2 separate regions of the Mus musculus genome follow, and region 2 is linked to region 1. A link is a loop called in an ENCODE intact Hi-C map of the cell type or tissue named here. Cell type or tissue: left cerebral cortex. All regions are shown on one strand. Each heading gives the region's core, and the rest is flanking DNA. Links, peaks and the distances in the headings are about the cores only. Region 1 overlaps Azin1 (antizyme inhibitor 1). Region 2 overlaps Ubr5 (ubiquitin protein ligase E3 component n-recognin 5).

Region 1 (15,528 bases), core at 4,294-12,293:
TCATTGTGCTAGGCAATCCCCAGATCACTTTACTTTTAACAGATTCTGAAAGAACGTGGGCAATATACACAAAATCAATTCATAAAATTTCACGTCTATTTCATGATAGAAGCCATCAAAGTAAAGCATGAGGAATAAAAACATTTTATCTGTGTATTCAGAGTCACACACAAGTTACCTTTACAGTTCAATTCACTATATATAGAAATCATTTGGGTTTTATATTTGCAATTAAATTTGAACTGAGATTACAATATCATATAAAAAGATTTTACATTAATTATTCTTAAGCATACCAAATTGAAATACATAGGTTTGACTTTAGATTTATGGCAAACAGTCTTCAAATACAATACAGACATTCTTAAGTTTACCTATCATTCACATGTGAGATTAGCAATTTTGGGCTGTGTTACATACAACCACTCTCCTATGCAGATGGCAACTGATATGCCACAAAGACCAAGCCAGTACAGTCAAGCCAAGGACTCAAGTTGTGCCACCCTTTAAGTTTTGGCATTTCTGGACCACAACAATGCATATGGTAGCTTGGAATTTTGCATAAAACCCCATATTATACCTTGGAAAAAAGTCCAAGGACAACTAGATGACAATGGACTGGGGTCCTTAGTTATTATTAATAGAACCCATGATATTCAAGTGGGCAATATTCAAATCAAAAATATTAAGCACCTACTGGTTTGATTTGAAATTAGAGATTCATGATCAATTTCTTTCCACCTTGAAATCAAGGTGTAAGATCCAGCTATTCAAGTGCATCCCACACTTCTATGTAGCACAAGCAGAATCTTCTGTCCATTGGCACCAAAGTGAAGTCACATTTCCTCTTGGAGGACAGGAATTCCACTTGTGAACATAGAGTAAGTTAGGAAAAGTGACCCCTGTAAGTTGTCTCATTACTACTGTGATTCTGAGACTTAGGACTAACACACTAGCAGTGAACAAAGCCAAAATTCCTGGCAACAGTGTCAGGTTAGTGATGCTAAATCCTCCCCACCTCCACCAAGCTTTAGTACGAAGGAAGAATTACTAAGCTTGAACGAATGGGAAATAACAAGAAACTAAGGGACTAGGTTTAAACCAATATCAACAACAACAACATTCCAATTTGATACTATTACAAGTGAGAAAGTGTGCTGAATTCACCACCCCAAAGCCCTCTGGATATAAATGTCTGTGCGAAGGAAGGGGCATCAGGATGCTGGAAACAGACAGACATAGCCCTTCTTTAAGGTTAGGGTTCTGCAGTCCTCTGCAGTCTCTTACCCCCTTCCCACCAAGTTTTCAGTGTTTAATAAAATCTTTTCTATCAGTCAAAAGATTTGTGATTCAAAGATTTACTAAGGTAATCTATGCATCCTATCTATACAGAAACACCTATTATTATTACAATTGGTTTATGCAGGATTAACATATTTTTGGTGTTAAAATTGTTAAACATCATGCTTACTGCACATCAACTCTCCATAATAAATCTGAACTTCACAATGATTACCAAACACATTTACTTAAATTACTAATTAAATAACTAAAAAGTATATTGAGGCAAACCAAACTTAAACGGGTTATAAAGAAACTAACCCTCAAAACAGACCACACACAACTAGTTCATAACTACCTTTGCTAGCTAGCCCCATTCCCAAAGTTTTAGCCTGAAAAAACAGTAAGATCTACACAAAGTTTTATTGCAATCATACAAGGGTTACATTAGGTCAAATACAACAAATACTATGATGCAATTTTACATTTATTAAACTACAGTTCAAAAGCACAAATTTACACATCCTAAATACACTAAACGTATCTAATGAAGTCACACTGGTCTTCCACTCACATGTGATATATCTGGGTGAAAGACATCAACTTTACAAGACTTTTAACAGGAATCCTTATAAAAACTGTGTACTTGTATGTAAACGATTTGATGGGGAACCCAGTTAATGGGCTTCCATCTCCACTAAGTCATCCATTTTGTTGCATATTTTATTTTAAACGCTTAAGGGGTGGGTCAAACTGGTATGTTTAACTCTGGATACATTATCTAAATCCCCTATTACCCCCAATGAATTATAGATGAAAGCTGATTTTGTCTGGTCCCAAATAGCTATTACTATGAATTTGTTTCCAAGAAATTAACAGAATAAAGATTGATTTTTTTTCCCCCCACACTGGAATGTAGACCAGACAAGCTTAACCTGCGACTTCAGATCTAAGGAAGCGTTAATGCCTGTTTAAGCTTCAGTGGAAAAGCTGTCTTCTTGGCTCAGCTGAATACAAGAGGGTGCAAAGAAGAAGTTTTTCATCATTGCATCTGAAGTAATTCCAGCATCTTGCATCTCATACCTGTATTTGTGAAGAAAAAAGCAAAACTCAGAATTTCAATACTTCTAATACTTTAATCACACAAATACAATGAAACAGGTAGTTTCAGTCTTCCAGTCCTCCCTAAAACGTTGACTATTTTGGGGGCCAGAGAGATGGCTGGTAAAAACTTGACATATAAGCCTGATAGATAATAAATTTAATCTCTGAAACCCATGTTAGAAAGAGTTTTGTGGCCTGGAGGAATGCCTTATTGGTTTAGAGTACACACTTCACAATGATTACCAAATTATTCCAGTTGCAGGGACTCTGACTTCTGTGTGGGAATAGTACTCACTCTTCACACAGTCATACACAAGGATACAAGGTTAAACTAAAAATGGGGAGAGGGAGGAGGATCTACTAGGGGACAGGAGGTGTTAGTGCTTGTGTGCCAGGCCAGCAGTCATCCTCTGCTATCTTCAATTGCTCTCCAACTCATTTTTTTTTTTTGAGACAGGATCTCTTATCCTGAGCCTAAAACTCAAACATTGGCAAGACAGCCAGCTCCAGGAGTCCACCCATTTCTGCCCTTTTTCTTACCACTCAATTCCATACCAGGGTCACCCCAATTCAGCTGCCTGTGTGGCAGCCATCTCCACAGCCCTAAGACTTATCTACTTTTATTAAAAAGGCTGAAGAAACTTAAGAAGGAACTATCATTGGGTGTGATGATAGCACATGCTGATAATTCCAGTAGACTTAATCCTGAAAGGACAGCTGTGTCTCCGGGATGTGTGTTTGCCACCCCCCATACCCCCTGGGACAGCCAAGATTATATATGTAGAGACCCTGTCTCAAACAAAACAACGAAAAAGGAAAATACTACCTTTCTCTGTCATGCTGTGAAATTTACATGAAATGCTCATTTGAATGTTTCTTTTTCTTAGTACTTTAAGTTACACATCTGTTTGTTATATAAGGTACCAGCAAATCTAAACTGTCACTCATATATCTCAACTGCTTTTTAATAAAATCACCTTACCAATCACTGAATGACATCATGAAATAAATAGCTGGCCTCTGAAAATCATTAAAAGCAGATGGTTCGTGGAAAGAATCTGCTCCCATGTTATCAAAGATAAGCCAATCTCCCACATTCAGCTCAGGAAGAAGACAGCTTTCCACAATTTGATCAAGCTCATCACAGGATGGACCCCAAAGGCTGCTTGTAAACAGAGGCTCATCTTCCTTGTATTTCTGTCGAAAAAGAAAATTTGTCAAATTCTTTAAGGTATTTGAGCAGATGAGTAAAAAGCAGGTTCAGTTTATCAACGATCAGGCATAAGTCTCAATTATCATCACTCCACAACAAGAAAATAAACTGAAAAGACCAGAACATGAATCCTAGGAAAAACACTCAAAATAAAAAAACGTGCTGAATATAACAGACAAGGTATAAGAAGGTAGAGATTCCTGGCAGTTGAATTCAGGACCTTGTACATAATGAGAATGGACTCTGACCTCTATTCAAGTCCCTACAGATAAAAAGAAAATTTTTAGTTACATTTCTCTGTATGTAGTTACATATCTCTCTATATTTGTAAGGTGTATGGTATGTATATGTGTTTGTTTAGGCATGCATGACTGCATGAATGAAGGTCAGTGGACAACTTGCATGGATCAGTTCTCTTTTGTTGCCATGTAGACCCTATGGCTTAGTGCCTTACCCACTCAGCCACCCAGCAGGCTTGGTTTTTTGGTTTGTTTTGAAACTGCCAAAAACATTTTGATAAAAAAAAAAAAAACTTGCCTTGTGAACCTCTGGAATGGTATTTAAGTCCTCAGAAAGCTTACTCGCAAAAGAACCATAAACACCATCATTCATGTAATACACGAAGGCTGGCTCATCACTCCCATTTTTTTCTACTGAAATAAATAAAAGATGAATTTAAAACAACAACAAATGAGCACACCTTACTTGATACACAGGAATCCTACTCTCAATAGAATCAACACTCCCTTCTTGGGTTTTAAATTCTCCCCACCAGGAAAACAAGTCAGGGCTCCATGGAGAAAATGACTCAATCCAGTACTGAGACTGGGAAAGAACATTGTGCCCCAAACACCTTGATTTACCAGAAGGTAAAGCATACAGAGGCCTATTGTTGTGGTCCACATTTACAGTCCCAACATATCACACAGACGGAAACTTAGCTACACAGTGACTTCCTAGGTAGCCTGTACTTCAAGAGTAAGACCTGGATTCTAAATAAACAAGCGCAAAACCCAGGGGGCTGGGAAGATGCCTCACAGTTAAGAGCGTGCTGCTCTTTCAGAGAACCCAAAGTTCAACTTCTATCACCCTTGTCGAGCAGATCACAACTGTAACTCCAGCACCAACGGATCCCACACCTCTAGCCTGTTAGCACTTATACTCATTTTCACAAGCATACATAAACTTACACACAAGATTCAAAATCTTAAAACAAACCCCATAATACAAAACTTGTCAAGTACCCATAGCCCAAGCCCAAATATAACAACCACCAATATTAGAACAGACTATTATTATGTGTTTCCTAATTTGATAAGAATATTCCAAAACTCTGGTGGAATTCCTGAACCCCACCCCACCAAGATGAAGAATCAACTCAAAACAGCCTACTCTTCAAAACTATCAAAGTAAACAATGAAAAGGAGAAAAAACCCACACGCAATGGGGTCCTGGACTGAATCCTAAGGAAAAAGGGAAATCAGAAAAAAACAGTAGTGAGAAAGACAACTTTTCTATAGAAGATTATTCCATAATGAAAATTATAATTGATTTTATTAATGTAAGCCATTATTTCTACAATGACACAGGCCAATTTCTGTTGGTTTGACTTGAGGGTAGACTTGAAGAATTGGTCTGACGCTCTAGTAAAGTAAGAGGTAGATTCTCCATCCAATACAAGAGGAATGTAACAAAATACAAGCTTTTAAAAAACCACAAGGTGGTGTGGTTGTATCTAAAACATGAGATATACACTTTATAACTTACCTCCAGAGGAAAATTTATCATTTTCAACAACTTTCTTAGCAATAATATTGACTGCAAGTGTAAACGCAGAAGATACATAGTAGCTTCCAGGTTCTGAAATTATCTGAATGCCAGATCCTTCAGGGAAGTAAATATCCAACAGAGGACTGATAACATGATTAACCTATGAGATTCAAATTACAGATTTAAATTTCAATACTGGATTATAGAATGCTATGTTGAAAAACCACTAAAAGTTCCCTAAGAAAACTATTCAATTCCAACCTAGCAGGGATTTTCAATTAAGCAAGCTTTTACTGTTATTTGGTAACAGTCACAACAGCATTAATTTAAAAAAAAAAAAAAAAAAATCAATTCTAATACTGTACTCAATTGGTACAAACAGAAAAGTAAAATTTCAATTGGTCCCTTCTAGACATCACAGAATAGAGACAGGAGTGATATCCATCTTGCTATTGTAGTCACTAAGTTGGGAGTTCATGTGTGACAGACATATAATACAAAAAATACAATTCAAAACAATACATTTTATGAGCTATGGGTATAGCTCAGTAGCTGAATATTTGCCTAGCTTATGAGAGTGAATTTGGTGCTTAGCACATCAGCAAATCAACAAGTGAGTGGCTTTGTGATTTGGTAGTGTTCATATTAGTTCAAAGTAACTATGTCTAGTTTCCTGTCTATTTTCTTAGCAATTTGAAGACAGGTATGTTAGAGGCCTTAGTTTATGCTTATATAAAAATTCTGATCTAGGTAAATACCATGTAGCAAAGAAAGCAGATTATCCCAATATAGTCAACCCCTGAAAAAAAATTTACCTCTTCCAACTGAATTTCAGTTCCTGTGAAGCCTCCACCGATGTCTAACATGTTCATTGTAAAGCCAAACTCTCCCTAGAGACCAAAAAAACCTCAGTTTTTCAAATTGCAATGTATATAAAAACAATAAACAAAAACAAATCTCATCTTCTTAGTTAGGTAAATATTTCTGACTTTTAGTAATAACAATAACTTTGATTTTTTTTTTTTACTTTTTTTTTTTTTTTGTTGTTTCTTATTCTATGACTAGCTGTACACGTTTCTCCCAGACAGTCTTTATGTAGGCTGTCCTCAAACTTATCTTCTCGCCTCAGCTTTCTCAGTACTCAAGTTACTAGCACATGTCTGCTGTCAAAACTCAGCATCTTTGATTCTTACTATCAGGAAGAGATTAAATGTTATGGATTTATCTCCTTGACTTTGCCTGTGCTTTCTTTTTAAGACATTAAATTTCTACTTCATCCTTTTGCCCACCGAAACTATTAATGTATGGAAGCTTTAATCTTTCTAGTATAAAAATCAAAAAGCCAGGTGTGGTGACCAGCATCTTTAATCCAGGACTGGGAGGCAGAGGTGGGCAGTTCTCTGAGTTTGAGGCCAGCCAGGGCTACACAGACAAACTCTGCTTGGAAAAACATAAAATAAACAAATGAATAAAATGATAAAAATCAGGTATGCAGGATTGCAGGACTAAAAATATGGCTCAGTGGTTAAGAGCCCTTGCTACTTGCAGAGGACCTGCGTTCAGTTCTCAACTTTACAGCAGTTCCAGGAGCTGACCTCTGTGGGCACCAGGTATAAAACATGGTGCACATACATACATGCAAGCAAAACATATATACAAAATCTAAAAAAAAAAACTTTTCAAATTATGTGTGTACTATACTAATTTTAGGCAACAATTAGTTCATACTAGTTAAAAACTATTCTGAAATGAATTAATACCCTGGTTGAAAACAGGAGAATAATTAAAGAACTTACAGCCATGTCAAACACACATCGAGCATCAGACAGGGCATGTACATATACTTGATATTCTTTGCAAGCACTTGAAACATGAAATCTGAAAGAAATAAGGTAGTAATTGAAAGAAGCATGGCTTTGAAGCACTTTCAGTTATTCCTTTCAATTATCACTCAGCATGACGATATTATTGAATATACTTTTTAACTTTAACAAATATTTGGTACAAGAGTATCTAATCGGGCGTGGTGGCGCACACTTTTAATCCCAGCACTCGGGAGGCAGAGGCAGGCGGATTTCTGAGTTCGAGGCCAGCCTGGTCTACAAAGTGAGTTCCAGGACAGCCAGGGCTATACAGAGAAACCCTGTCTCGAAAAACCAAAAAGAATAGAATCTAATTATCCAAGTTATGCTGCAATGTTCAAAAAATAGTGTAACTCTAAACAAAAGTACATTTTATTAAGTCAGGCATCAATTATTAAAGCATGCTAGGTTTGGTTTTTTCCTGAACTTGACATATAAACTAAAGTTACCTAGGAAAGGGAACCTCAAGTGAGAAATTGACTCCATCAGATTGGTCTATGCGCATATCTGTGGGGCACAATTCTTTTAATTGAAATGGGAGAAACAAGCCCAGTATGAATAATGTCACTTATATGGACCGTGTAAGGTAGGCTGAGCAAGCCACAGAGAGCAAGCCAGGAGACACTGGTCTGTGGTCTCTGCTTCAGTTTCTCTATACAGGTTCTTGCCTTGAGTCCCTATTTCAGCTTTCCTTGATGGACCTATAAGTCAAAAACCCTTTCCTTCCTGTTTTCCATAGCAACAGAAAGCTAACACAGAACTGTCATAGTTCAGGGATTAAAATATGACTTACTTTTTTATGTAACAAAGTAACAAGCACCATCAATCAAATAACATCACAAACGCCTTCATTTGAACCCTGAATCATCTAAGAGTTCTAGAGAGCAAGATCCTGTCCTAAACAAATCAAACCAAATCAATATACATGAGTGCTCTATCTTCATGTACACCAGAAGAGGGCATCAAATCACATTAAGATGGTTGAGAGCCACCATGTGGTTGCTGCGAATTGAACTCAGAAGTTCTGAAAAAACAGCCAGTCCTCTTACCCGCTGAGCCATCTCTCCAGCACCAAACCACCCAATTGTGTCTTGGTTTCTTCACATGGAAGGAAGGAAGGAAGGAAGGAAGGAAGGAAGGAAGGAAGGAAGGAAGGTAGGTAGGTAGGTAGGTAGATAAAGCCTACCGCCCCCACCCTGCTTTTGGAGACAAGATCTCATGTAGATAGAGCTGGCCTTAAACTCATAATCTTCCTCATCTCTAATCCCTGAATGCTGGGATTATAGGCATCACCATACTTAGCTCCAAAGTCTGACTTACTGAAGTGCCATTGAGGGATTAAGAGACAAAAACAAAACAAAAAAACAACATTAGAAACATCAACATGATCTGTACAATTTATAGGTTGAACATCATCTTAAAAAGTATTAGAATTTGGGAGGATTTCCTCTCATTCAAATTATGATGATGACACAATGCATCAACAATCCCAACACTTGGAAGTAAAGCAGACTCTCAGGTTTAGTCTAACCAGAGCCATATAGTAAGACTGTTTAAAAAAAAACAAAGAAAATCAATAAAAGGAAAGATAGTGTAGGAAGATGGGTATGTAGTATAGCTTGATAAAGCAAAGGCTTGAGTTCAATGCCTAGCACTGCAAAATCAAAGCCAACAGATTCAATTATCCTGGATTACTTTGTGGCTCTAATATGTAACCTTACTTTTATAACAGTATAATTCAGGAGGCAGAGGCAGGTGGATCTTTCTGCGTTTGAGGATACCCTGATCTACACAGCTGCATAGCTAACTCCAAGACCACATAGTGAGACCCTATCTTAAAAAAAAAAAAAAAAAGGAAAGAAAGAAAGAAAAGAAAAGACATGTTTTTTTTATTCTTTTCTGTACTAAAAAAACATTATACTCACTTAACCCCAATTATTTGGACATCAAGTTCCTTGGCACATTCCAAAAGATGCCTACAATTCTTCAGTGTAGTGCCAAACTTCATGTTACCATCTTCACCTCCAATATTATCTTCTGTTGCAATATGTAGTAAGACCCTAAGAGAAGGGGAAGATGATTGGGGCAGAGTTGGTTTACATCATCATCAGCACATGTGAAGCCTGAAGACTGTAGGAAGTATGTTGATTATGTTGCCAGTATTCCCAAATCCAGCGATGGATGAATCAAGTGAACCTAATGAAAAACAATCCTGTATAGAGAAAAAACTAGCAATTAGGGCCTAAGGCATGAAGCTTGCAAGGATGGGATTATGGGAAATGCAGCAAGTTAAAAACTCTGTTGTAGCAGAATGAGTATCAGTTGGGCTCTGGAACGAAAGATGACATTACTTCCAAATGAAGTCCATCAGTCCATGAATCTACCAAAATTCAACAGCAATGCCATCAATGTCTTTCAATAAAAATAGTAATAAGGGGCCGGGCATGGTGGCGCACGCCTTTAATCCCAGCACCTGGGAGGCAGAGGCAGGCAGATTTCTGAGTTCGAGGCCAGCCTGGTCTACAGAGTGAGTTCCAGGACAGCCAGGGCTACACAGAGAAACCCTGTCTCAAAAAACCAGAAAAAAAAAAAAAAAAAAAGTAATAAGGGCCTTTAAAATTACCAAAGTTTCCTTGAATTTTCTAGTGAGCCAAAGAAGCCAATCCTTGCCTGTTTTCTGAAGACTGAGCATATTTCTTTGAGGAAAAACAAGTGTTTCTTGTAATTTTCCCAAGACCTTTATCCAAATGTTTTCAGGGTAATGAATGCCTTTACACCATTAAAGCCACTAAGTTAGACCATTATCTTTCAACCTTCCTAATGCTCCATAGTTTCTCATGTTGTGGTGCCCATAACCATAAAATGATTTTTGTTGCTACTTCATAATTGTTATAAATCATGATATGATGTAAATATATGTGTTTTCCAGTGGGCTTAGGAGACCCCTGTGAAAGGGTCATTTGACTCCCAAAGGCTGAGAATCCACAGTTGAGAAATCAGGCTGACTGAATCCGGCAGAAGATACACAAGCTTCTAGGAACATACATAAACTTTTAGGAACAAACAGAGCTTTGACCATAATTTGATGATCACACCATGGAATTGTTCCATGAGCTAAGCTAGTAAGTCATATCCCAGAATGTATCGCTGTATCTCAATTCCATAAAAATGATCACAAGTGGGCAGAAAGTAAAATGCTGCCAACCTTTCTCATAAATTCCAAATAAGTTAAAATACATACCAACTCTGCCATTATTGCTCCTGTTCAATAGCTTGATAAACTAATGCTAAGTAGCAACAACATTTTCAAGTACTTCGGCATACACTTACTTGGCATTTGGGTGATTCCTTGCAATTTTCTTTAATTCAATCTCATTGTCACATGTCATAATATTTACTCCAACTTTTGCTGCATACTTTATCTGAGACACTTGCTTACAAGGACTTGTGAAAATGATGTTTTCTGGAGATACACCCAATTCTTGCACTAAAGCCATTTCATTCTATAAAAGATTTATTAATACAATCATTTAACAGAAAAATTTTCATTACTTTTTGAGTACTTTATCCTTTTTTCCCCTGCCAAAGGCTGAGGACTGAACCCAAGAGCACATACCTTTTAAACTGTTTCATAAATTAGTTTTATCTTTTAATTAAACCAATATTATGTCACAGAATTCACATTTTGGTAATGCTTCCCCACACTTGTGTTTTAAAAACAAATAGGACCAGTGAGCTAGCTGAGCCTAAGGGCATAATGTTGCCAAGTCTGATTACCTGAGTTCAATCCCCTGGACCTATATAGTAGAACAATGAACCTATCAAAGAGCTGTCCTGACTTTCACAGGTGCACTGGAACTTGTGAACATTCACACAAAACTACAGTAAAATTTAAAAATACAATCTTACACACACACACACACACACACACACACACACACACACACACACACGTATGTGTGTGTGTTCTCCCCCTCTCTCTGGAACCTCAGAAGCTAGACACACTGGATCCCCTGGAGGTGGAGTTACAGGTAGGTGGTTGTGATCTGCTGGGTGCTGGGAAAGGAGCATGCACTCTTAACTACTGAGCCACGTCTTCTACCCTCACAAAAGACACTTAACAGGAGCAATCTCAAAGGTTATATTTACTGCAGTCAAAAGTCTCTTAGAACAGGACTGGAGCTATAGCGCAATTGTTAAACACTCTAAGCTCTGGGTTTTGGTTCACAGAACCATATGAATTGGGTGTAGTAGCACTTATCCCTAGCACCCGGAAGGTAGAGATAAGAGGAGCAGAAATTCAAAGACATCTTCAGCTGCATAGAGTTTTAAAACCATCTTGAGTTGTTTCAAAAGAAACAGAGATTCTGTTTCAAAAGAAAAGTACAAAGAGAAAAAGAGTAGATCGCCTAAGAATGGGAGTTCCCATACCCTAGGCTGGCTCAAACTCATTATGTCACTAAGACTAGCTTTGAACTCCTGAACCTGCATCTAACTCCAAAACGCTGGAATTAAAGAAACAACTATCATAGCTAACAATAAAGAACATTGCTACTCTTGCATAGAACCTAGGTCTGATTCCCAGCACTATTTACGTGGAACTGTACAATCAACCTTAACTCTATTCCCAGGGACTCCAACAACCACTTCTGGCCTCTGTCAGTAGCAGGTAAGCAATGTGGTATATATACAAACACACAGATAAAAAAAATAATTTTAAAATAAAAAAATAAATTTTTTAAAATATTCTTGATAAAAATGTTTCTCCAAAGTTCACCAGTGTAACATCCCTTTTATCAATACACTTGAAAAATTAGACTTCCTATGATTAAGTGTAGCAAAGGACTCCATTTAAATAGTTATTTAAAAACCCAAACATCAAACTTCTTGTATTTGTTTTAGTGGTGTCTAGGAGTTAGTGATTTCAAAATGCTTTTAGTGGAAAAGAGAAATACTTACTTTGCTGGAACAAGCAAACCCAGTTCCAAGAGCTGCCAAGATCTCAAGCACGGCTGGAGTGGAGTTGCACTTCACCGTGTAAAACGGCTTTATCTGAGCCACCACGGTCTGCCACTGACTGTGCTTCTTCACGATCTTCCCAAGATCCCCCACAAAAAATGCATTTTTTCCTGTCTATTGATGAAAATGAAAGAGAAAAATAAAAATAAAAAAACCACTGAAAAGAAGATACATGGGAAAGAACATACCCACTATGCTTAATTAAGTAGTTAAGAGTAGAGGACAAATTGTCACTAAAAATTCAATAACTTTAAATGTCAAATAGAATGGATGTAAGTAGTAATTCTATCTGGTATGAGAAAAGCAAGTTAAAATTTAATTAAGAGTATCCTAACAGGTTGAAGAGATGGCTCAGTGGCTAGAGCACTAACAGCTCTTCCAGAGATCCTGAGTTCCATTCCCAGCAACCACGTGGTGGCTCAAAGCCATCTGTAATGGGATCTGATGGCCTCATCTGGTGTCTTGAAGACAATTACAGTGTACTCATATAAATAAAATAAATCTTTAAAAAACAAAAAGGTGTCCTAAGAATATGCTATGAATAGCTTTTGTTGTTAGTGGTGTCTAGCATCATCAAGTGCCACTCCTCCTCAAGAGTACTGATAACAAAGTAGAGAAATAGGTGAAGTTTGCTAGGAGATGTGGTCATATTTGTATACTGAAGGTCAAGAATCTACTTTTACTGAAAACTAGAGTAACTTTAGAGCTCTTCAAGAAACCTAGAAAACACAAGAAATCTGGCTTTCACAAAGAAAAATTGTGCTACACTGTTCACATAAATAAATGGAAATAATCTTATAATAAAATGAAAATATTTAAAAGTAGCGATAAACAGGGTTCTATGATTGTTTCCTGGTAGTAGATAGTAACTAGTATAATTGATCAAACTGTATCAACACATACTGGCAAGGACAAATGAAGATAAAACTTTAAGAGTTACCCCGACCAAGTTCTTTTAATCAAATCAGTGTCTGAGAAACATAACCAACCATGTTTTCAATTTTGGGAAATTACCAACATCAGCTTGAGTAATATGGCACACTTACCAGGGTATGTTCATAAACATAGTTATCAATAACATTTCCAAGGTTTGTTCCTTCATCCAACAGGCCAACGGAGTAGTTCGCATCGTCAATAAATCCTTTCATCTCAGCCGTATTCCACAAAGCCGAAAGTCATAAACCAGGAAAAACAAGAGACGGGCCACCAAGCCTATGTCTGGGTCCTTAGAATATGCAACAAACTGTCAAAACAGAAGTTCAATCAAACTCAGCATTATTTCAGTAATTAAAACATGGATATATTGAGTGAATCACTAAAATTGTCAAGTATTCAATTCTGTGCGGAATTTATGTGATCACTCAACACTTCCAAAGTCACTGGACTTTTGATACTTTAAAAGTAAATTAAATGAGGAGGTTGGGGAGATGGTTTAGTCAGTATGTACTTGCTATGTAAGCACGGGTTCTTTTTATCTCCAGCATCCACACTGAAAAGTCAGGTATGATAATGGATGCATACCATCCTAAAGGTGGACAAGCAGTTAACCTAGCTATAATGGGTGAGCTATGCATTTAGTAAGAGAGCTTATCTCAAAGAGTAAGATGGACAGTGACTGGCAAGATACCCAGTGTTGACCTCTGATCTATGTAGCAACACATGTCTACACACACAAGCAGGCCAGGCATAGAGGCATGTAATCCCAGCACTCCTAGCACAGAAGGGCGAGAGTTTAGTTGGTTACTTAAATTCCTATCTCCCTAATTACCACATAAATAAATACAGATATAGCCGGGCGTGGTGGCGCACACCTTTAATCCCAGCACTCGGGAGGCAGAGGCAGGTGGATTTCTGAGTTTGAGGACAGCCTGGTCTACAAAGTGAGTTCCAGGACAGCCAGGGCTATACAGAGAAACCCTGTCTTGAAAAACCATTAAAACAAAACAAAACAAAACACCAAAATAAAACAAACAAACAAAAAAAACCATAAAAAATTTAAAGTAAGCGCAATATAACTTTCTAAAAAGGCAATCTCACACATAGATCACATGATCTAACATTGTAAAGTTAAGTATAGATACTTGTGGACACAGTGAGTTCCACAACAGTCAAGGCTATGTAGAGAGCACGTCTCAAACAAATAAATAAAAAATATAAGTATAGGGGCTGGAGAGATAGCTCAGTAGTTAAGAGCACCGACTTATCTTCCAGAGATCCTGAGTTCAATTCCCAGCAACCACATGGTGGCTCACAACCATCTGTAATGGGATCTGATGCCCTCTTCTGGTGTGTCTAAAGACAGCTACAGTGTACTCATATAAATAAAATAAATCTTTAAAAAACAAAAAACGTACATATAAATGTTTGTATTCTAGTAGTTAAACTTGGTAGCTTATGCTGTGTACTTGGGCTTATCAAATTCGTGATAGAGGCTAGCCTAGACTATACAAAATGAGACACTGTTTAACATATGTGCACACACATGCAGGCAAGCACACCCTAGAGTAGGTAAAGGAAGAGGGACAGGTAATGGACAATCTGCAGCTATTCTAGGTCTTAACTTCAAATTATAATAGCTTACCTGCAATTAGAATAATATGGAAAATTCAGCTAGTGACCTATGAAAATAACCCTTGTTAGTTCCAAAGAGACTGGCTAGCAATGACAGATCCCAGGAGGCTCCTGATTTTAAGTGCCCACAGCTCTGAATAATTCCATGCAATAGTTAGAATTCTCTTTGTTACTAATCTAAAAGATATGCCTTGTATCATATAACCATTTAGGATCCATTTTACTTTCATGCAAGAGATGCAAAAAGACATTAAAATAAACAACACAGACATGGACAAGACTTTCTTAGGTACTTGGCTCCTTTTGCGACCCCACCTTCAACTGCCTGTTTTAGAGACCACCTTGAGTGATGACCCTTTATCCTGAATATATACACCATCTCAATGGCTCCTAAGCAATGTTAGCTTTCTGGCTACATCAAAATCAACCACGTACAATTGTCAATAAGCCGTAGTAACTGTGAAATTTCATGAAATAACATTCAGTTTCAACTTGGAAGGCACTAGATATTCATTTCCAAAACAACTATATTCAGCTCAAAAAATAAATCTTGTGCTATAATGGAGACTTAAAACAGAGTGTTTTTCTTCTTATCAAGGAGTTTATCTATAAGATCCATATTATATACAGTGGATATAAATCACAGACATTCTCTAAAGGATGCTAAACTAGGATTGGAATTTAGGATAGATCCTGTTTTAAACAGTG
Region 2 (15,528 bases), core at 3,643-11,642, 500 kb before region 1:
TATGAAAAAGAACACAGGTGAGAGGAACACTGGAGATGTCACTGGGTATCTAACTTGAGTGTGTGTGCTTGTGGAAGTGTGTCACAGCTTGTCCATGGAAGCCAGAGGACAATCTGCAGGAACTGAATTTAATTGAACTCAGGTGGTTAGGCAAGCGCCATCAGACATCTCATCTGGAACCAAACACTGCTGTATAGTTTCAGAAAAGGGGAAATAGTAAAGTGGTCTGCTTAATGCATTACAATAACAAAAAGCACTTAACAAAACCTCCCCATCCGAAAAGAAATACTGAGTGTCCACACAAACTCCCCCCCTCCTCAATACAACAATACTTAAACACAAATGTCTCAACTAATAGGTTTAATTAGATTTTGGTTTCTCCTTTTAAGTGAGCAGTTGCTAGAGGATAAGCCCACTTTTCGACATGAACAATCTTTGTTCTCTTTTGCAGTGCTCATCTCCTTATCCAAACTGTGACCATTTACTCAGATACCACACAGGAGTTCTCAAACAAAACCCCAAAATATGGATATACCTTTTGCGTTCCAGTTGAGGAGTGTCTAATGTTGTCTGCTGATTCATTGCTTTAATCCAGTATATAAGGGCTTGGAAAACATATGCCACATGTTTCAATGAGCACACATCCAATACTGGAAGAACATCAGAATGCTCATCATTATGAGATCTCATTAAAGACAGAGCATAATTGAGAAAGTCTCCTCGAGCAGACATCATTCCCTGGCGGGCGCTCAGCAATGTAGCACGTCTATAGGAGCAAAAACAAATGAAAATATTTATAAAAACCACAAGTATGAAATTTCATAAATATGTAAAATTTAGAATTGATGACTGGACTGGAGTGACCTTAACTGATGCTCATCAGTTAAGAGCACTTGATATTCTTGCAGAGGACCCAGGTGAGTTCCCAGCACATAACGTGGTGGCAGTCAACCACCCCATAGCTCCATTTCCATGGGGATCAGACACCCTTTATGGCCTCCTTGGATACTGCGTGTACAAAGCACTCAAACATGAAAATAAGTAAGTCTTAAAAAGAGAAAACAGAACATTTATAAATGATCTTTAAAAATAACACTGATTATGACTGAAAGACCTACATTCAGGGTGTCTGCTGCCAGTCTTAATAGGTCTGAATCTGCATTTCTAACAAGTTGTCAGTTAAGGCCAATGAGAGAGTTCTAGGAACCATTCTGAGAAGCACTACCATGCTGCCTAGTAGTATTCTGTGTCAACCTGATACACGCTAGACTCAGCTAAGAAGGAACCATCTAAATGGCTCCATCAGATTGCCTTTGATTAAGTCCTCCTTATGATTGATGTGGGGGATCTAGCACACTGCACATAGGTGCTGTAAGAAAGCAGGCTGAGTAAGTCCTAAAGAAGCCAATAGTAAGGAGCTTCCTCTAACAGTTCCTGCCTCCTGGTTCGAGTCTGAGTTCCTACCCTAACTCCCCTGGATGACTGACTACAAGCTGTAAGGGCTTGGAAAATAAGCTCTTTCCGCCCTAAGTTACAGTGATAGAAAAGGGACCTAAGACAATACATCAAAATCACATCGAATGACAGGCATGATGACTCATCCCAGTGCTTTGGAAATGGGAGGCTGAAAGATGAGAGTGGAGCAGACCTGGGCTATGTAACCAAATTTGATGTCAGGTTACTACACGGCAAAATAGCTTAAAATTATCAGATAGACAGACAGACAGATGGATGGATGGAAGTTACCAAAACCCACAAGCAGCAAAGAAAAGTGCTAAGAGTTCTGGACTAATAAAGAAGAGGGAAGACCAAAGGGTGGATACTGCATTCCTCCTTAAAATAGGGAACAAAATACCCATGAAAGGAGTTACAGAGACAAAGTTTGGAGCTGAGACGAAAGGATGGACTATCCAGAGACTACCCCACCCAGGGATCCATCCCATAATCAGTCACCAAACCCCGACACTAGTGCATATGCCAGAAAGATTTTGCTGAAGGGACCCTGTTATAGCTGTCTTGTATGAGGCTATGCCAGTGCCTGGCAAACACAGAAGTGGATGCTCACAGTCATCTATAGGATGGGTCACACGGCCCCCAATGGAGAAGCTAGAGAAAGTACCCAAGGAGCTGAAGGGGTCTGCAACCCTATAGGTGGAACAATAATATGAACTAGCCAGTACCCCCAGAGGCTCATGTCTCTAGCTGCATATGTAATAGAAGATGGTCTAGTCGGCCATCATTGGAAAGAGAGGCCCCTTGGTCTTGCAAACTTTATATGCCCCAGTACAGGGGAACACCAGGGCCAAGAAGTGGGAGTGGGTGGGTAGGGGAGCAGGGCGGAGGGAGGGTATAAGGAACTTTCGGGATAGCATTTGAAATGTATATAAAGAAAATATCTAATAAAAAATAAATTAATTAAAAGAGTTCTGGACTTTTACTAAAATTAGAAATGTTTGTACTTCTCAAAGGACATCAACAAGTAAGTGAAGATAGCGGGTGAAGGGGCGGGTGAAGAGGCAGGTCAGAGGTGAAAAGCATGAGCTGCTCTTCCACAGGAGCCAAGTTCCAGTCCTAGACCCCAAGTAAGGCAGCACACAGCTGCCATCAACTCTAGCACCAAAGGATCCAATGCTCTCTTTTTTGGTTTCTACAGTGACATTCATTCACACATATACACAGTTTTTCAAAAAGTAAAAAGAAAAAGAAGATAGCTTAAGAAAAATGAGGGATAATAATCTTTTTTAAAAATTTGATAAGAAACTCTGCTAGGATATTATTGTGCACTGTGTAAAGATTATATTATTCAAATGAGATAGAGACTGGATCTTGGTATTGTTAAGCACTGCCTGCCTTAGCTTTGTTAACAATGTTCTCTGTCACTTTCTGATTGGTTAAAATAAAACGCCTATGGATTTTTCTATTTCTAACTAAGCCATGTGGCAGAACTTAGATTAGTATCAACAGGATAACTGAGGTAGTGGGAATCAATGCCTACCTTTAAGACCAAAAGCTTATAAATAAATATAGTCTCCATGTCATTATTTGGAAACTATGGCAGGCATGAAAAGGCACGTGGTTATAGAATTCTTATCCAAAAATATTAAAGAACTTATATAACAAAATAAAAACTTTTTTAAAAAGAAAGCAAATTTACAGTTGCATGAAGAAGCTAAGCAGACATAACTGCTAATCGTGATAAAATGTTCCAACATTACTACAGCAAATCAAAACCACAGTGAACTCAGATCTGTAATTTGAGGTGCCCCCACCCCTCAGGTAGGAGGACAGTTCAATGTTGTATTACACCAACTAGGATGCCTACAATAAAAAAGATAGAGAAACTGATACACACTTGTGTAAGATCTTTGCCTATACCCTAGCACAGCCAAGGTGGCTACAGAAGATCAGAAGGTCACCTGCTACAAAATGAGTTTTAGGCCAGAAAGGAGGGTGGAATGGAAGAAGAAAATATAGAGAAATTAAAGCTCTCCCCAATACTACTATTCAGAGTATTTTCCTAAAAGGAAAATAGTCTGGCAGCATCTCAAACTGTTAAACACATACCATTTATCATGTGACCTAGCAAACTGACAAGTAGTTAATGACACCAAAAGTTTATGGCCACACAAAACCTTTATGAAAATGTACAACATCATGCACAATATGAAACATTTCAAGTGTCAATTGGTGAATGGTTAATATTTTAAAAACATATAATACAGTGAGTTAAGAGTATTTTTAAAGCGTAATTGACACATGCCACACATAAGTGAATCCAAAAAACCATCATGTTAAATGACAGAAGGCAGTCCTAAAAGACAATGATTCTATTGACGTGTGTTCAAAATCTACAGGTAGAAAATAGGGCAGGAATAGCCATTAAGATGTGTAAGATTTCCTAAAGAGATGATGAATATATTTCCAATTCTAATTAGACAATTAACCACATTCCTTAAAAAGGAGTAAATATACGTGATTATAATGAGGTATGGAGGGAGAGACACAACACTGACTCCAATCAAGATCCCACATCAGGATTCTGTGTTTTAGTTTTTTAAGAGTATTTTATGTATGAGGGTTTTGCCTGCATGTAAGAAAGTGTGCCATGTGGGTTCACTGCCAGTGGAGGCCAGAAGAGGGTATTTGATCTCCTGGAACTGAAGGTAAAGATCGTTGTAAGCTGCCACATGTGTGCTAGGAATTGAACCCAGGTCCTCTGCAAGAGAAGTGTTATTAAGCACTGAGCTATTGCTCCAGCCATGGTATCCTGGGTTCTTTTACAGCAACTGATTAAGTCTAAGAAAGACAAGAACCTCTGTCCTTTGTGCAGCAGGACTTCTAGAAGAACTGCTATTCCCAATCTCCCAAGGAAGGTGTCTCTACCACCCAGCCCACTAAATTTGTTTCCAGTCCCTAAATGTTCAGAAGTATATTAATTCCATTCCTAGATTTTCTTATTTTCCGGTAAGTTGTTTAGAAGCAAGTATTAAACACAATCTTGTCATACCCTACCCTGTCTCAACAATTATTAGTATTTCAATTTTTTTTCTTTTCATCTTATCCTCTCTTGCTGTCCTCCAGACCTGTGTCTTCTAACACTTCTTTATCTGCCAGGAACAGTAAGACCCAAAGCCCCAGACTCTGCTGCAGACAGACCCTCACTCTCACTGGATCGTACAGTTAGTTATTCCTCTGACTGCAATGCCGGGCCAATTCCTAGTCCTGAGAGACGGTCTGTGTAACTGAACACAGAGCATATACAAATACATAAATGCATTTTATGATTAAACAAGATAGTGCCTGTGCACACATGTGTGGTGCCGACCTAAAAGTGATAGCACACTTGACCCTTGCATTCCTGTCCAGCCTTAGTCAAAACCAAGTCTTTCAGAGAACATGTGCCTGCTGTATGAAGGGAGGCAGAGGAGGAGCAGGACACAAAGCTGACAACAGTTTTCAGTATAGATTCCTAGGATGACATAGACTAGTTTGCTTCAACTGCCTACCAAGTAAGATGAGACAGTTACCTTCTTCTTTGCCATTAAGATGAGGTCAGATGTACAGCAATTAAAAACCTCTAGCCTAGGCTTTAGGGGCTTTCTGTTCCTATACATGAATGCATATGGAGGACTGCATACCGTCTGCCTTCAAGCGTTCTTAGACTGGCCTCTTCCCGTGCAGTCATCCTCTCTCTTCGAGCTGAATTCTGAGAGGCATGAAGGGGATGATTTGGGTGTCCTGGGTCACCAGCAGATGCTAGTGCAGAACCATAACGTAATTGAGCTTCAGTAGAATCCATAACACTGACCATCCAGTTCCACGTAGGAATAAGCTTTTCTTCTACATAGTTCTATGAAGATCAAACTAAAATAGTCAAAACTATCCAAACAGAGCTAATTTTGATATAGTACTAGTATGTCAATACTTAAGCATTTGCAATATCCATTTATATTGAAATTCTCCTAATTGATAGGCAAAACAATAAATAACTTTTCAGTAGATCATACCTGTAAGTTGACTGCATCTTGGTAAGTCAATTTCACAGCTGCTGGAATCTGAGAGTATACTAGGTGATTATACTTAGGGATAAGGCCCATCAAGTCCGAGATTTGTCTGATGACAATGCTGTAAGCCCTGGCTAAACTGCTTGCAGATGTTAAGTAGCTGCTGGCATTGCTAGCTTCCAAAGCAGCTGCTGCCGCTGCAGCACTTGTACTGATGGTGCCGCTCCGGCGTAAATTTGAAGGATCAATATAAATCAAACCTGCAGAACTTGCTATAAGGAGAAAGGACAATTACCATGAGCTTATATAGTTGCTAACTGCTAGTGACATTATATAGGCTTATACAAATCTAAATGGTCAACTAATAATATGTACATGAGCAAAAAAGTATACCTCTCCTATATAAGTTTGGGGGAAGAGAGTGTTAAGGTGGACAAGAAGTTAATACATTATCATCCAGGAATAATTCTGTACTTCATAACCACTACAAAAGCAAGCATCTGGCAATGTGTGCAGACACTTTTAGCTGTTACAAGGAGAGTCGTGAAGAACACAGGGCTGGGAATACTACTGATGTCTACCAGATAAAGGCAATGGGTGTAAGCAACACCTGACAAAAGACCTCAAAGATAAGAATCACCCAGCCCAAAGCAACAGTGCAGAGAGTAAGAAGTCTTGATATAGTAAGGTTTATGTACTTCTTATATTTGATACTCAACAAAAGGCATGTTTATAAAACGTTGCTGTCTAGATAAACATGTTGGAACACTCCTAGAAATGACACGAGTTTCCAGACTTGCCTGCTGGCGTAGATGTGCTGGACGGAGCTGTGCTTGCTGCTCGCTGATGCTGCGGATTTCGGACAGCCCACTGCATGGAGCGAGGAGCCTGGGCAGCACCATTTGCATGGGAGCTATTCGTTGTCCTTTCTAGTGGCTCATCGAGCATAAAGGTCTCCTGCTCTATGTCATCACTCTGACTGCTACTGCTGTCAGAGTCACTTGAGTCATTTGACTGAGAGTCATCTTCAGAAAAAAAGGCAGGAACACTGCTCGCTCCTAAAGTTTTAATTTTTAAAACCAAAAACACTGTAAATTCATTGATAATTAACTTTACAATGTGCCTCTCAAAATATTATGTTCAACTGTGACAGGTAATATATAATACTGTGAAGCCATCATAAAAATATTTCAATTAGAAAAGAACTCTTTGAAATAAACTTTAAAACTAATCCATTACTAAAACAAAAGCTAATAAGAACTGTCAAAGAAAAAGAAATAAAATTACAAAAAGGTTCTGGCTACCCATCAGACATACAATTATAAACTCCCTTTGAAAACAGCTAACCCATAAAGCAACAACATACCTGCTTCTGAGCCAGCAGTGGCTGCGGTGACAACACTTCTGCGCCCACTAGCATTATCTTGGTTACTATGGTTACTTTCACTGTCACTTTCCGTTTCAGCTGCTGCTAACAAATCTAGCTCCATGTCACTTCCTAGAAAAGTAGTAAATAAATAAAAAGGGCAAAAGTTTCACCAAATAATCAATATAGGTGTGAAAAGCTGGTCTATCCTACGAGTAGGAACTAAGAAGGCACAGTGGTTAAGACAGGGAAAAGAAATCAGAGAGCCAGCTGCTCTGCAGAAAAAAGTACTGGCTGCTCACGATGGACAAATTACTCAAGTACTGTAATCAGTAGACTCTGGCACAACAATTTAGTTCCTGCCCTGCAGAGCCCCAGTGTCTGGGCAGCACCCACATCCACCTGCCCTGTTTTCATCTCTTTTTCTTCAAGAAAGAACTTAAAACCTTGTTTTTTAACTAACATGTCAAGATAAATAACATTCTAATATTGCAGTTCAGGTACCTGACTTACACAGAGACGTAAAGACTGTATGTACAATCTTTAGGAGTGCATGGGGATCGCCAACACAAAACACTGACTGTAAGCACACAGCCGCTAAATCTCCGGAGATTATAGACTCCTTTCCTGTTCTCTCCACACCAAACTTTCCACTGCTGAATCATGACTGACTTCCTTTAGAGGGAAAAAAGTCAGACAGGCTCTTGCTATGTTGCCCAGACTGGCCTTAAATTTGAAACCCTGCCTCAGCTTCCAAAGTGCTGAATATTTTACCACTGAAGTAGTTTTTAAGAAAACATGCCGGCCAGGCGTGGTGGCTCACACCTTTAATCCCAGCACCCAGAGGCAGAGACAGGAGGATTTCTGAGTTCACCGCCAGCCTGGTCTACACAGTGAATTCCAGGAGAGACAGAGAAAACCTGTCTCAAAAACAAAAAAAAAAAAAAAAAGAAAGAAGAAAAAAGAAAATAGACTGCGTGGGCTAGTGAGACAGCTCAGCGCACAGGCAGCAGTAGTACAAGGTCTGAAATCAGATCTCATCCAGTGCGAGGGAGACAAAATACTACATTGTTGTTGACCTCACACGCAAATGCATACTTATGTTCACAAACACTTACACACACATAAGTAAATGATAAGTAAATGAATAATAATGAACTCAGGTCACAGGCTGGACAATGATGTCCTTACCCACTGAGCCATCAACCATTTCCCCATTAGAATGAAAGAAAAGAAGGTGGGCTAGAGATGTAGTTCAGCTGGTAGAGTGCTTGCTCGATGCGTGTGCGTGTGCGTGCGTGTAGCTCTGACTGGATCTTGGCATAGTCATGCACACCTCTAGTCCCAGCAGTTGGGAAGTGGAAGCAGAAGGGTGAGAAGCCTAAGGCCATGCTCACCTCCACAGTGAGTCTGAGGGAGACCTGGGGTACACAACACCCTGACTCACACAAACAAGTTCCTTTAGCAAATACAATTATTTGATGTATGTTGACTTACTTCCTAAACTGTAAAAATACTACAGAGAAATTCAGAAGAAAAGAATTCGGTTACTGCAGAGCAAACGAGGCTGCTCTCCAGGCACCTGACTCCTCCCACTCCCACGTACCGTCTTCATCATGCTCATCGTGATGTCCCTCAGCCTCAGCATTCTCTTCCCCGTGCTCTTCCTGTTCATCATGATGATCCTCCTCTCCAGCCACGCCTTCCACCACCTCAACCTGAACCCACAATTTTATTTATAGATCATCACAGCACATAATAAACCTGTCTCTACCAGTTTTGTCCATAGAATTAGTAAACTAAAATTTTAAAGCTCTCTAAAATAAGGGTTTCTAAATTTGTATTATGCTGTTTTAAAATCATTTACTAATGACAATTCATTATGAAAATTTCCATCAGCATATCACATAGTTTGTAATTAGTATCTAAAAACAGGCTTCAAAATTAGAAGTATAAAACTGTTCTGGGAAATGGGGAAGGGCTGAATTTTCTATACTTTCAAATACATTGCATTAAACTATTAAAAAAAAGGCCAACAGTAAAACTATCTTTAGTCTTAGTCTTTAGGTAAAAAACAAGTTTATGTGTCCAATTTCCTGGCACTCAATAAATGGAAGCTTGCTGACATCACTGTAATATATACAGCCACAAATGAGTATAACTAATGTCGACAAGTTGGCTGGAACACAGGGTAGTTTCAAACTAACACGATCAAGACTGACTTCTAAGTGACTGCTCTTCCCACCAAAGTTTGTCACCTGCACTTAAAACAGTTAAAAGTACCTCTTCCACGTCTGCTGACACAATATCATCCTGCTCCTCGTCTCGGCCTCTGACGGGCTGTGACTGGCTGATGCGCCTCTGCTGTGGGTTCCGAATGATGTAAGATGACTGAGACTGACTGGAGCTGTAAGGAGTCAGGGGGAGGGAGAGACCACAGCTGTCAAGATGGCTCACACAGCACACTGCTCTCTGGGATCCTTTTTGCAGCTCAATGCTTACTTTCTTTCTTTCCTCCAGCATCCTCAGATGCCAAGAGTACTGACACCAACATTCACACATTAAACCACAGTTTCTATCCTGTACTTGCTCGCTTCTCACTGACTGGTTAGTGGGTGGACATGGCATAGGGAAATCACATCTACAAATCATATTTTAAAACAGAGGAACAACCAAAAGCAGAGTGATCAAAGCTTCACGTCCCTTCAGATCTGACTTAGACATAGCCAAAGGCAAGTGCATCCACACAAAAGGAAGCAAACAATCACTAAATTGAGTTTTAAAGAAACCAAAAACTAGAAACGTGATGTTTAACAGCCCTCTGGTCACTTCATTTAGAGATTCAAGAATGAGCTAAAAGACATTAAAATATAAAGCTTTTAGTGTCTTTCTCCTTAACAGGTTTCCTGAGAAATGAGAATCAAAGAAATTATTCGACACAACTAGGGTAGCAGTGCCTTTGCATAAGCACACAGGTACTTACCTCACAACCAGGGCTTTCCAGGATCTGCTAAGACAGATGCATCGTTACAGAGGCAAAGAAGAAGCTGAGAGGAAAATCTTTTAATTTCAAAAAAAAAAGAATTTCTTTTTTCTTTTTTTCAGACAGGGTTTCTCTGTGTAGCTCTCCCTGGCTATCCTGACTCACTCTGTAGACATGGCTGGCTGTGAAAACTGAGATCTACCTGCCTCTGTGGCCCAGGCTTGGATTAAAGGCGATCACCATGTGTGAAGGGGGAAGTTCTGACAGGAAGGTCCTATTCTGCAATTGATTCTTCTTTTGTCAGTAAAGAAAGCCAAGGGCCAATTTCTGGGCAGAAAGTTTGGGCAGGATTTCTGGGTCCCAAGAGGAAAAGCAGATTCAAGGAAGGAGAGGGGTTTTTCTGCCATGCTTTGGAAGAAGAACGCAGCAACCATGTGAGCTCTCAGGGGGAGCTGGGGCCTGTGGCCACTACTACAGGCAAGAGGTCAGGGCTAGGTTAGGGCAGGTAGAGACAGGAAAATAATAAATCGGTAAGGGTGGGCTTTTTCAGGCAGGAGATATCAGCACCCAGCAATTGTGCCAAGAAGGCAAGTAGTGAAGGAATTAACTGTGTGTGTGCCTTCTGTCGGAGGACTCAAGGGAAGCCGGGCGGGAGCTGAAAGCACTAGCCACTTCCTGGAGCAAAGGAAGTGGAACATAAAACGACTTGCAACACATTTGGCTACGTGGCTATTTTTTCATTTAGTAGAGAGGTGTTCCAATTCCAAAAGTTTGTAAGCTTTCTGTTGTTAATATTTAGTTTTAATCCATGGTGGGCAGATAAGTACTAAAATATTATACTTACATTAGGTGACAAAATTAGAATTGTGAAAATCATTTCAACTGCTACTCCAAAGCACAGCTTTAATAAGCCAGATAAACCATTTCCATACAAAACATTAACATACCTGCTTGCCTGATCTGATGACGGCCGTGGTGGTAATGGTTCTACTGAAAATAATTCTTCACTGCCCTGCATGGCATCTATGCTAGTACTGGCCAGAGTAAACGGTGCTGTCGGCCGGGCAATCCCCATTCTGACAGGAACAATCAGAGACTCTGCCACATTACACAATTCTTCTACAGCATAAGGAAGCAGTGCTTGAAACACACGTTTGCATTTTCCAATTGGCTGTGGAATAAAGTTGCTATAGCAGGAAAAAAATAAAAACCTCTAATGATTCTTCTCATACACATACTAACATTATCACACTACAAATGTGTGCAAAAGGTTTTGAAATGCCTTACTTTTTCTTTTTGGACGAAGCCATTTCCACACTAAGAATGACAAACACTCTTGCCACAGATCGTAGAAACCTCATTGTCACGGCAATTGCTTCTTCCCGGCGTCCGGGTGTGTACTTGTTTTGGAGTTCTTTTACTAAGGTGCCTAGCAGAGTATCTAAAAGCTTTAAAAATGGCAATCATTCTATTAATGCTGAGATAGTTCATATGATGGTTAACGTAGTCTAATACTTTTAAATATTAATAGTTCCCAATAAAATGTTTAAAATGTTTTTGTGTGTGTATATATGTATGTGTGTGATTTATGTATATATGTGTGAATGTGTATACACACATATATGACGTATGTACATGTGTGCGTTTGGAGGTGAGAGAGCACCGTGCAGGTGGCAGTCCTCTCCTTCTGCCGCGTGGGTCCAGTGACTGAGCTGAGGCTGTTGGGCTCTGGTGGCACCTGTTACTAGCTAAGCCACCTTGACAGCCCTTGTAACAAAATTTTGAAACAAACTGAACCAAACCATTTACAGGTATACACCTAACTGTACTGATACTGTGTGTCTGATAGCAAATGGATCCCAAATGTATACTAACTTGGCTTTTGTCCCATAGGCCTGTATATACTTATCATGCATGTTTAGAAGGAAATATCAAACATGTAAAATCAGAAGTTCACTCATTGAAGAACACTTATTGCATATCTCATTTACTACTTTCTAATACTTCCCTGTGCATAAAAAAGATACCAACTACAAAGAAAACCCAATTTCATGTTATTTTTTTAATGATTTTTATAACAATCTTTATAGCAAAACATGTTCCATTTCATTGAGTATAATTAATAATTAATCTTATAATTTAAGATCTACTATGGTTAGATTCACAAACCATTTTATTGTATCCTAACTTTACGCAATTATTATAAACTACTTAGAACAGGTTTGGAGGAAGAGGTTAGAGTGGCACCGGACAGTAACAAACCAGCCTGCAGAAAGGACTAAACTCAATGTCCTGTCAGTGCCTAAGGAACAACCATCCAGCACTGGGTCCTATTATCTAAATTTTAGTTTACATTAAAGAAAAACAAATTTAAAAAGGGGTTACACATTTTTTTATCAATTTAAGGTTTTTATTTAAAATAAAATTCTTCCATCGAAAAGCATCCATGTTAATATACTCCCTTTAACTTAACCAGCAGACATTATCAGTCTTTTAAGTCTGACCTTTAAAACCATGGGACTTAAGAACAAATTCATGTATTTAGTGAACTCACCAAAATATCTGCTGTACACTTGACAATAAGGCAATGAGTGAAACAGTCGAGCCGAATCGTGCCGCTCTGCTGGTTGAGGTAGACCTGCTCTTCTGGCAAAAGATGGCCTATCCTGCTGCTGGCACTCAGACTGGAGAGGCAAGGAGAGACAGAATAAATTGTAAAAGACAACATTAGCCCAGAAACTGAGAAAAATTTTTAAATGTTTTAACAAATACATACGGATCTTTGTTCTCTTGTGACCCAAACATAATCATAGATCTCAAAGCATTCCAGTCCTGAAGGACGCGCTCTAGGGCAAGCTGGGCAAACCTTGGGGGCTCTAAGTCATGGTCAGGCATATCTGAATCTAAAAAGGAAGAATGGGTCAGACAAAAATAGAATTCAATGCTTTGTACATCAGCAGAATTGTATACTTCACTCACCTTCAGGACTGGCTGTTTTCCTGTTGCGATCCTCCCTGATTCGTGGAGGCCTATACTGACAGTGCTCCACTGTCTGCCTGGCCACGGTCTGTACTAAGAACAGCAAAAGGTGCTCTCCCCTAGAACACAGGGCAGGTTGTGAGGGAGGGAGGGGAGGAGAGAGGGGGATGGGGAGGGGGAGGAAGGGAGGGAAGGAGAGAGGGGGAGAGGGAGAGGGGGAGGGGGAGGGAGGGAAGGAAAGGGGGTGGCACCAGCATGTGCTGACCTCTTTCTATCCTAACCATTCTACTTGCCTACTGTTTGGTAGGGTGACCAGATTTGTAGCAGTAAGCAGGCGATAAAGTAGATCAAGACGAGCAGACTTCTGTCCAGCAATCAATGTTTTACATTTACATTTCTCCCAACAATCACAATAAGCTGTTGGTGAAGTCCTCTTGAGTCTGTTAAAAAAAAAAAAAAAAATCACAGAAAAGTTCAAAAAAACTTTAAATTACAGATCTACATTGCAATGAAGACTTATAACTTGATAAAACTAAAGAGAACTCTTATTGATATTTAAATGAAAGGGTAACTGCTATCAGCTACATACAAAAAAATATTATTTAATGGTGCAAAGTTCAGAAAGCAATAGAAAAATTCCTATAAAACCTAACTGTAATGTCCTGGGACAGTTACTTCTGTTGTCCTTCCCGGTCTCCAACATACCCTACATGGTCCTCACATGGGCACTGAGCCAACTCTAACCACGGTAAGCACATGTTTCCTGTATGTGTCATATCTGACAGGCCTGTAAATGCTGTCAGAAAATGAAATGCCTGGCTCACCCTGCCCTGGCAGCGAGTATTGACTACACCTAATAAATACAAGGGAAACTCAGCATCCAGGAGGAAGCTGAGAAGACGGCCTTACCCTTCCTATGAAGCAGGGCGAGTGAAGGACAGAGGTGCACTTGTGGCAGAGTATGTGTGTAAGTCAGGAGACAATCTGCAGTCTGCTCTCGCTTCACATCATGTAAACCCAAGGATCAGACTCGGGCTCGTCAGGCTCTGCAGCAGGTGCCCTCACCTGCCAATCCTCCTCAAAAACCCCAAGTGGAGGATTCTGATGGCCCATTTTTCTATAACCTACAGCATCTACACATGTACATTTATAACCCGGTGTTCCTGTTGGTAACACTGAGACTCTACAAATGTTAAGCTTGAGTTTTACTGCTTAGGTCTGTGGAAACTAACAAAGCCAGCTAGAATGACCTTATTATATGAGATTACTGAATCTAAAAAATAAGTAAGGCAGAGTCCAGTTATTCATCTTAACACATTAAAAGAGGCCCAGAGGGAGAGGGATGGAGGCACTTAAAACTTTGGCAGTAGAATACAAATGAAACTACTCTGTAAACATACTTTAAAGCATTAATCAGACTAATTTAACAAGATTAACCCGATTCTAGTCACACACTACAAGTACTTAACAATACTCTTTAAACCAGTCATATTTCTATATGTAGGAACTGAAATGTAGAAAACTTCACTTTCTGAATTATGCCTAAATCAAGGCATAAGTACTTTGTACTGCAATGAAAACCTGAGAGTTTATGAAATTCAGAACAGTGTGGGACTTACTTGCAATCGTGCCCTTTATGACAAACCCTTGCACATTCTGTACAACAACAAAGCGACTCCAGTAAACCACAAGTCCGACATTCAAAAATGTCCTGGAATTGAAAAGGTCACTTTTGAGAAAGAGTAATCACGTGTATAACTCATCAATACCAAGGTGCTTGGGAAGTGGGTGTGGTGCTCACACAGTTGACAATGTAAAAGGACGAAAACCAAATAGACCAAGTACATGTAAAGTAACCTCACCTCACTCATAGGCAGACTAGGACTAGTTAGACAGCCTGGGTCAGAGCCTGCCATCTGTGCAGACCACATTCTCATAGCTGCTAAGCTGAATCGAGGAATGAATGGCCATTTGTTTTTTGTTTTGTTTTGTTTTTGTTTTTCCATCCTTATGTAGGGCTCAAATCAAAATTAATTCTTTGGATAATTTTAAAGGTTAAAAGTAAAAAAACAAAACAAACAAAAAAAAAAAACAACAACAACAAAACAAACCAGCAGACACGTTTACATACTTTCAGCTCACGTCAAAGGAGGGGAAAGGGAATCCTGAAACCAGTCCAGATCCAGGGAGCGTTTGGGTCACTTACCTGGTTAATGTGCTCTGCTCCAGTCCAGGTAAAGCTGCAGGTGTCGTTGCAACATAAGACATACAAAGGGGAGTCGTCAGGGTTGGTACCTGACGGGCAAACCATTCCCATGAACACATCTTCCTCCTTTTCACTTGCAGATACTTCAGCTAAAATATTAAAAACACAGAAATTCATTCATCTATCAAGAAAAGATTTAATCACAACCGCAACTGAAGAACCTTAATATATACTTAGTATACTTAGTAGTAATATACTTAGAAATCACTATAGACTAATTACAATGATTTTGTTAGTTAAGTCTGGCTGGAGAGGCTCATCCACAGCACCTAACACTCACATTTCCAGAGATCTTGCATACTTCCTGCCTTCACAGGCATCAGGCACACACATGGAGCACAGAAATACAGAAATGCAATACCTATACACTTGAAAGAAAATCATTTGCTTTTCTTAAATTTCAAAAGCTGGGCTGGAGGGATGGCTCAGT

The links. Peaks named below come from ENCODE experiments on the same cell type or tissue, not always from the same donor. Only the 100,000 strongest peaks of a DNase experiment are listed, where the experiment ranks them.
Region 2: a loop joins it to region 1, with 4 times the contacts of the local background. A loop is called at or near these places in 11 of 42 quality-filtered maps.

What each region holds. Positions count from the first base shown.
Region 1 is chr15:38,488,109-38,503,636 of GRCm38, forward strand. It overlaps Azin1 (antizyme inhibitor 1), which reads right to left. Exons shown (of 12, transcript NM_018745.5): 3 at 13,296-13,492; 4 at 12,190-12,363; 5 at 10,561-10,733; 6 at 9,156-9,290; 7 at 7,165-7,246; 8 at 6,184-6,258; 9 at 5,366-5,528; 10 at 4,136-4,251; 11 at 3,368-3,582; 12 at 1-2,364. The coding sequence starts at 13,397. The coding sequence ends at 2,253. It overlaps Mir6951 (microRNA 6951), which reads right to left and starts at 2,439; the gene lies at 2,365-2,439. In left cerebral cortex, for the core only: a CTCF peak has its summit at 8,174 (motif pointing right); a DNase peak (open chromatin) is centred at 8,215.
Region 2 is chr15:37,991,417-38,006,944 of GRCm38, forward strand. Ubr5 (ubiquitin protein ligase E3 component n-recognin 5) reads right to left here. Exons shown (of 59, transcript NM_001112721.2): 27 at 15,039-15,187; 28 at 14,452-14,543; 29 at 13,126-13,272; 30 at 12,833-12,951; 31 at 12,630-12,756; 32 at 12,408-12,537; 33 at 11,141-11,301; 34 at 10,801-11,040; 35 at 9,154-9,277; 36 at 8,477-8,588; 37 at 6,871-7,002; 38 at 6,305-6,562; 39 at 5,508-5,776; 40 at 5,139-5,350; 1 more. All of the region lies in intron 1 of Gm49085 (a long non-coding RNA gene), which reads left to right. Among named protein-coding and RNA genes, the nearest start is that of Gm49085, 38 kb to the left of the region's middle. In left cerebral cortex, for the core only: no CTCF peak of the experiment used is centred there; DNase peaks (open chromatin) are centred at 7,640, 7,834, 8,383 and 9,374.